2 separate regions of the Homo sapiens genome follow, and region 2 is linked to region 1. A link is a contact called in ENCODE Hi-C or POLR2A ChIA-PET data. All regions are on one chromosome and are shown on one strand. The core of a region is the stretch at or near the end of the contact, and the rest is flanking DNA. Distances in the headings are between cores, read along the strand shown. Region 1 holds the start of SPC24 (SPC24 component of NDC80 kinetochore complex). Region 2 holds the start of KRI1 (KRI1 homolog).

Region 1 (5,240 bases), core at 121-2,620:
AAGTGTGTTCTCAGCTACTTGGGAGGCTGAGGTGGGAGGATCACTTAAGTCTGGGAGGCAGAGGTTGCAGTGAGCCAAGATCACACCACTGCATTCAAGCCAGGGTAATGGAGCGAGGCTCTGTCTCACAGTAAGTACACAAAATGAAAGGAAATTCTGATACAGGCTATGACATGGATGAACCTGGAGGACATTATGCTCCATGAAATAAGCCAGACACAAAAGGGTAGATATTGTATGATTCCACTAGGAAGGGTAGATATTGTACAATTCCTCGTAAGGTTCCTAGAGGAGTCAAATTTGAGACAGAAAGTAGAACCCTGGTGGGTGCCAGGGTCTGAGAAGGGGATGGGGAGTGAGTGTTTCATGGGGACAGAGCTTCAGTTTGGAAAGATGAGAAAGTTCTGGAGATGGATGATGGTGCTGATGGTTGCACAGCAGTGTGAATGTGCTTAAGGCCACTGAACTGTGCAGTTACAGATAGTGAAGATGGGCCGGACACAGTGGCTCACGTCTGCAGTCCCAGTACTTTGGGAGGCTGAGGCAGGCAGATTACCTGAGGTCAGGAGTTTGAGACCAGCCTGGCCAACGTGGTGACCCCCCGTCTCTACCAAAAATACAAAAATTAGCCGAGTGCGGTGGCAAGCGCCTGTAATCCCAGCTACTCAGGAGGCTGAGGCAGGAGAATAGCTTGAACCCGGGAGGTGGAGGTTGCGGTGAGCCCAGGGCCTGGCAGCAGCAGATGCTCCATAAAACATCTGAATGCCTTCAGGAAGAAGGGATGGGCTATTGTCACAACCATTTGACAAGGAAGGAAGCTGAGGCACAGAGAATTTAAGAAACTCACCTCAAGTCTCACAGCGGACATGGGGATGGGTGCTAGGATTCAAACCCGGAGCTTTGACTCCTGAGCCCCAGTTCAAACCCTGAGACCCCCAGCTCCTGCTCACGGAGAGCTCAGAAGGGGCCAACCCCTCCAGACTCCTATATTTACCACTAAACCCCTGGGGGGTGGGGGATGGTTGCTGTCATAAAGCCGATTTCTCAGATGGTGAAACTAAGGCTCAGAGGGGGCCGTCCCAGGGGGCATAGGGCAGGAGATGGGAGAGTCCAGGAGAGAAGGGGTTTTGAGGTGGGCCTGGTCGCCCCCTCCCAGCACCCGGGCCCCTTCCCCCGTGGGCCCGCGACCACGCTCCGACCCTCACCTCGCAGCTGCTTCTCGGCACCGTCTTGCGTTTCCAGCAGCCGCTCCACCACCTGCTCGTGGCGCCCCAGCAGCCGTCGCTGCTGCGCCTCCGCGCGGTTGGCGCCCAGCAGGCTGAGCAGCCCCTGGCTCACCTCCTCTATGTCGCGGAAGGCGGCCATGACTACGCCAGGCTCCAACCCGCGCAAATTTGACTGTCCGCGGGGCCCGCCCTCTTCCAGAAGAGGTTGCTTTCCATTGGATTTTTTGATACGTCAGTCATAAGCAATGGCCAATAGGCATGGGGAACAGGATCTTAGACTGGGCTAAGCCGCCTTTGGTCTGGCCTGGTGCGCCTGCGACCACTCCTCCGTCAGTCATCGGTGATGACCAATCGGCGCAGGAAGGGGGAGGCTCCGTTATCCTTCCCGATGCGCCTGCGCGGGAGAGAAAGCGGCTGTTTATTTCTCCATAGGTCGAGCGCTTGCTCTGTGCAGGGTGGGGTTCTAACGGCAAAGCAGCGAGCAGCTTCTCCTGGAACTTACATCCTACAGTGTGTGCGTGGGATACACAATAAGCATAGAGAATAAGTAGATTCTATGAGAGGCTGCATAGCAAAATGGCGTCTGCAGCCAGATTTACTGGGTTCGAATCCCAGCGTTGCCACTTACTAGCTGTGTTACCCTGGACAGACTTCACCTCTCTGTGCGGTACTTTCCTCCTTAGTAAAATGAGGGTCATACTAGTGCCTGTGTCAGCGTTGGCGTGAGAATTCTTCTTATTACTTTTTTTTTAGAGACAAGGTATTGCTCTGTCACCCAGGCTGAAGTGCAGTGCCACAATCATAGCTCATTGCAACTTCGACCTCCTGGCCTCCAGCAATCCTCCTGCCTCCGCCTCCCAAAGTGCTGGGATTACAGGCGTGAGCCACCGAGCCCAGCCTGGCGTGATAGTGTCTCCTATTCAGTAGGTGCTATATAGTTGTTTAATGAAACATACATAGAATCCTAGCATGTAGCTGGGTGCAGTGGCTCACGCCTGTAAGTCTGAGCTCTTTGGAAGGCTAAGACAGGAGGATCGCTTGAGCCCTGGAGTTTGAGACTAGCCTGTCTCAAAACAAAACAAAACAAAGAAAAGATCAGTGCTGACTCTAAGGTGCTGGTTCCATGCTAGACACTGGTATTTCTGCAAGAAACAAGATGTTAAGATGGCATCTTTTTTTCTTTCTCTCTCTTTTTTTTTAAGACAGAGTCTCACTCTGTTGCCCAGGCTGGAGTGCAAGGCATTCCAGCCTGCTTCCTGGGTTCAAGGCATTCTCCTGCATCAGCCTCCCGAGTAGCTGGGATTACAGGTGCCCGCCACCGCACCCAGCTGATTTTTTGTATTTTTAGTAGAAACGGGGTTTCATTATGTTGGCCAGGTTGGTCTTGAACTCCTGACCTCGTGATCTGCCTGCCTCAGGCTCCCAAAGTGCTGGGATTATAGGCGTGAGCCACCGCGCCTGGCGTGGCAACATTTTTATGTGTGCTACCACCTAAAGAACATCTCATTGCTTTCCTATGATTTTTTTTTCTTTTCTTTTCTTTTCTTTTTTTTTTTTCTTGAGACAGAGTTTCGCTGTTGTTGCCCAGGCTGGAGTGCAATGGCGCGATCTCAGCTCACTGCAACCACCACCTCCCAGGTTCAAGTGATTCTCCTGCCTCAGCCTCCCGAGTAGCTGGGATTACAGGCATGCGTCACCATGCCCAGCTAATTTTGTATTTTTAGTAGAGACGGGGTTTCTCCATGTTGGTCAGGCTGGTCTTGAACTCCCGACCTCAGGTGATCCACCTGCCTCGGCCTCCCAAAGTGCTGGGATTACAGGCGTAAGCCACTGTGCCCGGCCTTCTTTTCTTCCTTCTTTTTTTTTTTTTTTTTTGAGATGGGGTCTTGTTCTGTCCCCCAGGCTGAAGTGCAGTGGCTCAGGTGATCCTTTCATTTCAACCTTCCAAGTAGCCGGGACTACAGGTGTGTGTCACCCTTTGGTGCCTGAGAGCATGGCTTCTTGAACCAGCTGTGTAATGTTGGCATAGACCTCACTTCTTTGTGCCTAAAGGCAGTGAATAACAATTAGGCAGAGTGAAATCAAGAGGGGAAAAGACTTCAGGTTCACTTTCTGATGCTGCAGCTTACCTGTGACCTTGGCAGGTTCCTAACCTTTCTAAGCCATAGTGGCTAAAGATAGCCCTTTCTTATTAGCTGCCAGGAGGTGTCCCAGAGATAAGCCAGGCAAGATTGTGCAACTCGAGCCTGATAGATCTAAAGGCTCCTGTGGAAAAATGCCACCCGCCCACCTCCCTTCCAAAAAAGCAAAGCGAGAACCGCTTCCCAGCCATTAGGATGGCTACTGTCCAAAACCAACCAACCAGCCAAGCAACCTGGAAAATAACAAGTGTTGACCAAGATGTAGAGAAATTGGAATGCTGTGTACCCTTGCTGAGAATGTAAAATGGTGCAGCTGCTGCGGGAAACAGTATGGCAGTTCCTCAAAAAATTAAAAATAGTATTACCATATCAGCAATTCCACTTCTGGGTATAGCCCCAAAAGAATTGAAAGCAGGTTGTTGGGCCGGGCGCAGTGGCTCATGCCTGTAATCCCAGCACTTTGGGAGGCCGGGGCGGGCGGATCACCTGAGGTCGGGAGTTCGAGACCAGCCTGACCAACATGGACAAACCCCGTCTCTACTAAAAATACAAAATTAGCCAGGCGTGGTGGCGCATGCCTGTAATCCCAGCTACTAGGGAGGCTGAGGCAGGAGAATCGCTTGAACATGGGAGGCGGAGGTTGCGGTGAGCTGAGATCACGCCATTGCACTCCAGCCTGGGCAACAAAAGGGAAACTCCGTCTCAAAAAAAAAAAAGAAAAAAAAAAGAAAGAAAGAAAGAGAAAGAAAGCAAGTCATAGAGCAGATATTTGCAAGTCTATGTTCATAGCACCCATTATAGCGAAAGGGTGGAAACAGCACAAGTGTCCTTAGATAGAAGAATTAATAAAACGTGGTTCATCTCTACAACACAATTGTTTTTTTTTGGTTCATCTGTACAACGCAATTTTTTTTTTTTTGAGCCACCATGCCCGGACACAATTTTTTTTTCTTTTTCCTTTTTTTTTTTATGAGACAGGATCTCTCTGCCAGGCTGGAGTGCAGAGACGCAATCATGGCTCACTCAACCTCCTGGGCTCAAGCAATCCTCCAACTTTAGCCTCCCAAGTAGCTGGGACTACAGGCACATGCCACTACACCCAGCTAATTATTTTTTTTTTCCTAGAGACAGGGGTCTCATTGTATTGCCTAGGCTGGTCTCCAACTCCTGGGCTCAAATGATCCTCTTGCCTCAGCCTCCCAAAATGCTGGCATTACAGGTATGAGTCACCGTGTCTACCATGTCTGGCCCATAGGACAGAAGATTATTCAGCCTTAAAAAGGAAGGAGGCCAGGTGCGGTGGCTCACGCCTGTAATCCTGGCACTTTGGGAGGCCAAGGCGGGCGGATCACGAGGTCAAGAGATTGAGACCATCCCGGCCAACATGGTGAAACCCCGTCTCTACTAAAAATACAAAAATTAGCTGGGCCTGGTGGCACGTGCCTGTAGTCCCAGCTACTTGGGAGGCTGAGGCAGGAGAATCGCTTGAACCTGGGAGGTGGAAGGTGCAATGAGTCGAGATCGCACCGCTGCACTCCAGCCTGGTGACAGAGTGATACTCTGTCTCAAAAAAAAAAAAGGAAGGAAATGCTGACCAGGTCCAGTGGCTCACGCCTGTAATCCCAGCACTCTGGTAGGCTGAGGCAGGCAGATCGCCTGAGGTCAGGAGTTCAAGAACAGCCTGGCCAACATGGCAAAACCCCGTCTCTACTAAAAATACAAAAATTAGCCAGGCATGATGGTGCACACCTGTAATCCCTGCTACATGGGAGGCTGAGGCAGGAGAATCACTTGAACCCGGGAGGCGGAGGTTGCAGTGAGATGAGATGGCGCCACTGCACTCCAGCCTGGGCGACAAGGAGCAAAACTCCAT
Region 2 (5,720 bases), core at 2,995-5,494, 590 kb before region 1:
CCGACCCAGCCTTCACCCCACCCACCTGGAGTCTGTGATTGGAAGTCTCCCCGTCTGAGTTCTCCTCATCAACATATTTGCTGTAAAGGAAAAGTGGGGTCTTCAGAATATATCTTCCAGGGCCCGCCTGTCCCCATGCCCATGCGGAGCAGCTATTCCAAGCAACAGCTGGCGGGGGTCATCGGAGGGCTATGGAATCACTGAGACTCCTGCTCTCAGGGCTATCTGCGATTCTGGTGAGTTTCCAGCGTTTTTTTTTTTTTTTTCTTTTCCAATCATGGGTGACAGCATTTCTTTTTTGGAGCCAGGGTCTCGCTCTATCCCTCAGGCTGGAGGGCAGTGGCATGATCTCGGAAAACTGCAACCTCCACCTCCCAGATTCAAGCGATTCTCCTGCCTCAGCCTCCCCACGTAGCTGGGACTACAGGCGCCCACCACCACATCTGGCTAATTTTTGTATTTTTAGTAGAGACGGGGTTTCACCATGTTGGCCAGGGTGGTCTCAAACTCTTGACCTCAGGTGATCTGCCCGCCTCAGCCTCCCAAGGTGCTGGTATTACAGGCATGAGCCACCATGCCCGGCCTTTTTTCTTTTTGAGACAGGGTCTTATTCTGTTGCCCAGGCTGGAGTGCAGTGGCCTGATCATAGCTCACTGCAGCCTCCATCTCCTGGCTCAATCCTCCTGCCTCAGCCTCCTGAGTAGCTGGGACTACAGGTACACATCATCATGCCCAGCTAATTTTTAATTTTTTTGTAGAGGCGGGGTATGTTGCCCAGCCTGGTCTCAAACTTCTGTCCTCAAGCGATCCTATTGCCTCAGCCTACCAAAGTGCTGGGATTATGGGCATGAGCCACCATGCCCGGCCCAGGCTGCCAGCTTTTTTCCCTCTCCTGCCCCTAAGACCCCCATAGACCTGACAGGGCTGGGAACCAGGGGGTGGGGATGTAGGCCTTCTCCATACCCTGCCTTCTCCAAGATAACCTTCCTCTCGTAGTCCTTCAGGTACATGGGCCGCACTTTCTTCTGCTTCTCCAAGGCTTCTGGGTCCTCCTCACTGTCTGATGACGATGCTGTTAACCCACCAAAGACACCTGCCATCACCCACAACCCCCTTCTTTGCCGTGGCAGAGAATCCCACAGGGCAGGGCCAGGGTTAGACAGAGGATTCAAATCCCAAATCCACCAATTCCCAGCTGTCCAAGAGTATTGTGCTTGTCACCATCTGGTGGGGTTGGGGTCATTCAGTCAGTAATTCCTGCTTTGATTATTATTATTGTTGTTATTATTTATTTACTTATTTTTTTTTGAGGTGGAGTCTCATTCTGTTGCCCAGGCTGGAGTGCAATGGCATGATCTCGGCTCACTGCAACCTCTGCCTCCCGGGTTCAAGCTGTTCTCATGTCTCAGCCTCCCAAGCAGCTGGGATTACAGGTGCCCACCACCGCGCCCGGCTAATTTTTATATTTTTAGTAGAGATGGGGTTTCTCCATGTTGGTCAGGTTGGTCTCGAACTCCTGACCTCAGGTGATTTGCCTGCATCGGCCTCCCAAAGTGCTGAGATTACAGGCGTGAGCCACCGCACCCGGCCATTATTATTATTTTTTTGAGACAGAGTCTCACTCCGTTGCCCAGTGCATGGCGTGACTTGGCTTACTGCAACCTCCGCCTCCCAGGTTCAAGCGATTCCCCTGCCTCAGCCTCCTGAGTAGCTGGGATTACGGGTGTGCACCACCACGCCCAGCTAATTTTTGTTATTTTTAGTAGAGATGGGGTTTCACCATGTTGGCCAGGCTGGTCTCGAACTCCTGACCTCAAGTGATCCTCCCGCCTCAACCTCCCAAAGTGCTAGGATTACAGGCATGAGCCACCATGCCCAGCCTGATTAATTATTATAATTAATTTTTTTGAGAGTTGGAGTCTTACTCTTGCTCAGGCTGGAGTGCAGTGTCAACATCCTAGCCCACAGCTCACTGCAGCCTTGAACTCATGGGCTTAAGCAATCCTCCCACTTCAGCCTCCCAAATACCTGGGACTATAAGCGCACACCAGCATGCTCAGCTGAGTTCTGAATCTTTTGTAGAGATGGGGTCTTGCCGCCAGGCACAGTGGCTCACGCCTGTAATCCTAGCACTTTGGGAGGCCAAGGCGGATGGATTACCTGAGGTCAGGAGTTCGAGACCAGCCTGGCTAACATGGTGAAACCCCATCTCTACTAAAAATAACAAAAAAATAGCTGGGCGTGGTGGCACGCACCTGTAATCCCAGCTACTCCGGAGGCTGAGGCAGGAGAATCGGTTGAACCGGGGAGGCGGAGGTTGCAGTGAGCCCAGATCATGCCATTGCACTCCAGCTTGGGCAACAAGAGCAAAACTCCGTCTCAAAAAAAAAAAAAGAAAAAAGAAAGAAAGGCTGGCTGGGCGCAGTGGCTCACGCCTGTAATCCCAGCACTTTGGGAGGCCAGGGTGGGCGGATCACCTGAAGTTGGGAGTTCGAGACCAGCCTGGCCAACATGGAGAAACCCTGTCTCTACTAAAAATCCCAAATTAGCTGGGCGTGGTGGCGCGTGCCTGTAATTCCAGCTACTCAGGAGGCTGAGGCAGGAGAATCGCTTGAACCTGGGAGACGGAGGTTGCAGTGAGCTGAGATCGTCCCATTGCAACCCAGCCTGGGCAACAAGAGTGAAACTCCATTTCAAAAAAAAAAAAAGAGAAATGGGGTCTTGCTATGTTGGCCAAACTGGTCTCAAACTCCTGGCCTCAATTGACCCTCCCACCTCAGCCTCCCAAAGTGCTGGGATTAGATGCTTGAACCACCTGCCCAGCCTGGTGGAGTTGGAATCATTCAGTCAGCAATTCCCACCTTGAATAGTGCCAAGGACACAGTCATTAACTCCACCACCAGGTAATAACCTAGGCTCTGCTAAGGACTTGTGACTTGTGAAGCAATTCATTCAATAGTCAAAACAGATGAACTGTGTAAACTGGGTAAATCCCAATCTATCCTTAAAACAGCCCTGAGGGGAGATGCTACCGTTAGATATACTTTACAGACAGGAAAAGAGGCTCAGAGAAGTCAAGTCACTTCTCTGAATCCACAGTCAGGAAAGGACCCCGGATTCTGCTCCAGAGGAAGGAGAGGTTTAGACAGGAGTGGCCCCGGACCTGTTCTGTTATAGAAGGTGGCATCTTTCTGATAAATGCGGGGGTCCTTCTTCTTCAACAAGGAGAGCGTTTTGTAAAAGTCCCGCTCCTGCTGGGGATCAAATTCCTAGGGCAGGAAAAGGGTTGGGGATAGATTTCAGAAGGGAGATAATAAGAGCCCTGGCGCCAGCAGGTGAGCTCAGCGTAGGGATTAGGATGGAGGGGGGTGGATCTGGCTGGGGAGGTCAAACAGGTGGTCAAACAGCAGGAGGGAGAGGGGCCCTCTTGGGGTGGGCAGGGGCAGGCCACAGGTAGGTACAGGATATGGGTAGAGGAAGGTGAGGGGCAAGGAGAAGGTAATTCCTGGGGAAGACAAAGACTTGACAAGGGGCAGGTGGGCTGAGGGCACAAGAGAGACAGCGGGGAGGGGCTGGGCCAGGCCGCACAGTGGGGCCAGGATCAGGGCTGATGTGAGAAGTTGGGCGCCCCACGTGGCGCAAGGAGTACACTAAAAAATGGCTAGACTCTTGAGGATGAAAGAGGAAAGGGGGGGTTCTTGGGGGACAGAGTCGCCCCACACATCAGAGTGGGCAGGTGGGGATCGTGGCAGGGGAGAGAAAATAACGGGGATTTGGCTCCCCTGGGGAGAGGGGGGGCACTGTCTGTCCCTCATGGGATGGGGAGCGGAGGATGGGACGCTCCCGCAGGGCGCTCTGGGGTTGGGGGTTCCCCCCCGTCTACATCGGGGTCGGGGTGCAGAGGGGGGCTTGGACGCCTCCGCACGTCCAGGACGGGGCGGGGACGCGCACCACGCGCTCGTCGCTTGAGTCCGACTCGGAGCTGGAGTCGCTGCTGCTGTCTCGGTCCCCGTAGCGATCCTTCACTGCGGGACACAGACGGGATGCCCCCCCCCAGGTCAGCCGGCGGGGCCACTCGACTCCCCACTTCCCAACCGGCCGGCGCGCGCAGGCTCCCGCGCGCATGCGCCCCGCACTCACGCCGCTGCAGTTCCTCGCGCTCCCGGTAGCGGTTGTACCGCGCGGCAAACGCCGCGTTCACCCGCAGCTGCGACGACCCGCGCGGTTCCGGCATGGCGGTTCTGTGGCCCATTGCGCACGCGCATTGAGGAAGCCCTGGACGGGGCGGGGCCGCCCTCAGTCCCGCCCGCATCCACTTGTAAACGAGGCGTACCGCTGCTAACCCCGCCCCTGGCTTTTCCGGGATCCCTTTCGCCTCATCACCGCAGTCACCGCCCACGGCTACGCCCCTGCGGGGAAGGCCGCGGCCACCGCCCACCCGCCCCACCCCCTGTGCTCCGGGCACCCAGCTGACATCTGGGGGCCCTTTCTCCACTCGCGGTTTCCTGCTTCCCTTCCGTTCCGACAGCGAAAACCGCTGCCCCACCCAGCTCACTCACCCTGGCGCCCTGGGAATTACTATTCTCTCCCCTCACCCACCACATCCACGATCCGCGACCCCCGTCCTCATCCCCATCAACATCCGGGATGTGTAACTCTCCATCCCAGACTCAAAAATCAGAAGCCACCCGTGCTGTGATCATGCACAAGTCTTAATTTAATGGGTAAAAACATTAAATTATTACAACATTTTTTCCAATAAAGCATAATAAATAGAATCCATTTCTTTTAAAACGCTGTACAAGAGACTGGAAAACAAGCTTCCAACAGAATATGAATAACTCATAACTCATTCTACCTTCTTATTGATTTGGGACGCTCCCCCCACCCCCCATGCCTGAAGCAACGTGCACACTTCAGGTCTCTGAGCACAGCCGGCCAAGGCCACCAGCTTCTAGGCTCCCTGGAGGTCATGACTTCACTCTTAAATGCTCTGCCCTTGGGTCTCGTCTGAGGCCCCAGCAGCCTGAGGCGCAGAAGAAACTGAACCGTTTAGGTGGCTGTGGCCTGCAGGAGCCCTTCTCTGTCCAACACACCAAAAGGAGTGAGAAAAACAAATGAGAAACGTCCCCCAAACACTCACACCCCCAAAACCAACACCTATAAGCCACAAACTGTGCTCCTCCCCTACTGCAGCAGTGGGCAGGAGAAACAAGAAGAGAAAGTGTTTCTTCCCCTCTCTTCTGATACATAACCCCACGGGGTTCTCTTGCTGGAGAGGGTGACCCCAGATCACAGCGGGGCCACCATGTGGCCCTGCAGGATGTCCACGAGGTCCTGAGCCCCTCTCTGCAGTGCCAGCTCCAAGGGTGTGAGACCCCTGGCGTCCCTGCGATGGAGATCAGATTCAGCTGCCAGAAAGCTGACCACAGCAGTGTGACCCTCTTGAACTGCCAGATGGATTGGAAGTGCCCCGGTGCCATCAGGCACGTTGACATCAGCCCCGTGCTCCACTAGGACCTTCAGGGTGTCCAGGAATCCAGTGCGGGCTGCGTCATGGACTGGACTGGTACCGGAGGTGTCCTGGACATTGGGGCTGGCACCTTGCTTCAGCAGCTCCAGGGCGATGGCGGTGCTGCCAAACATCATGACCTGTGTGAGGGACAGAGGATCAGGAGGTCCTCAAGGGAGGAGGTTCCACAAAAGGGGTCACTGGAAAG

Evidence for each region. Hi-C counts contacts between places; a loop is a spot of excess contacts on that map. ChIA-PET counts read pairs that join two places held with the same protein, here RNA polymerase II (POLR2A). Pooled maps may share reads with other maps.
Region 2: a map of naive thymus-derived CD4-positive, alpha-beta T cell shows a loop between it and region 1 (9-fold over the local background). The contact joins the promoter of KRI1 here to the promoter of SPC24 in region 1. A Hi-C loop is called at or near these places in 1 of 168 maps with a recorded cell type or tissue (naive thymus-derived CD4-positive, alpha-beta T cell) and 7 of 50 pooled maps. POLR2A ChIA-PET finds 5 or more read pairs at or near these places in 2 of 52 experiments (A549 and WTC11).

What each region holds. Positions count from the first base shown.
Region 1 is chr19:11,154,412-11,159,651 of GRCh38, forward strand. It overlaps SPC24 (SPC24 component of NDC80 kinetochore complex), which reads right to left and starts at 1,371. Exons shown (of 5, transcript NM_182513.4): 1 at 1,206-1,371. The coding sequence starts at 1,365. RefSeq lists a silencer at 1,328-1,487.
Region 2 is chr19:10,561,766-10,567,485 of GRCh38, forward strand. KRI1 (KRI1 homolog) reads right to left here and starts at 4,245. Exons shown (of 19, transcript NM_023008.5): 1 at 4,141-4,245; 2 at 3,952-4,025; 3 at 3,164-3,269; 4 at 964-1,072; 5 at 26-80. The coding sequence starts at 4,234. CDKN2D (cyclin dependent kinase inhibitor 2D) reads right to left here. Exons shown (of 2, transcript NM_001800.4): 2 at 4,695-5,652. The coding sequence ends at 5,293. RefSeq lists enhancers at 3,350-3,917, 3,666-3,715, 3,918-4,485, 5,434-5,720 and a silencer at 3,986-4,515.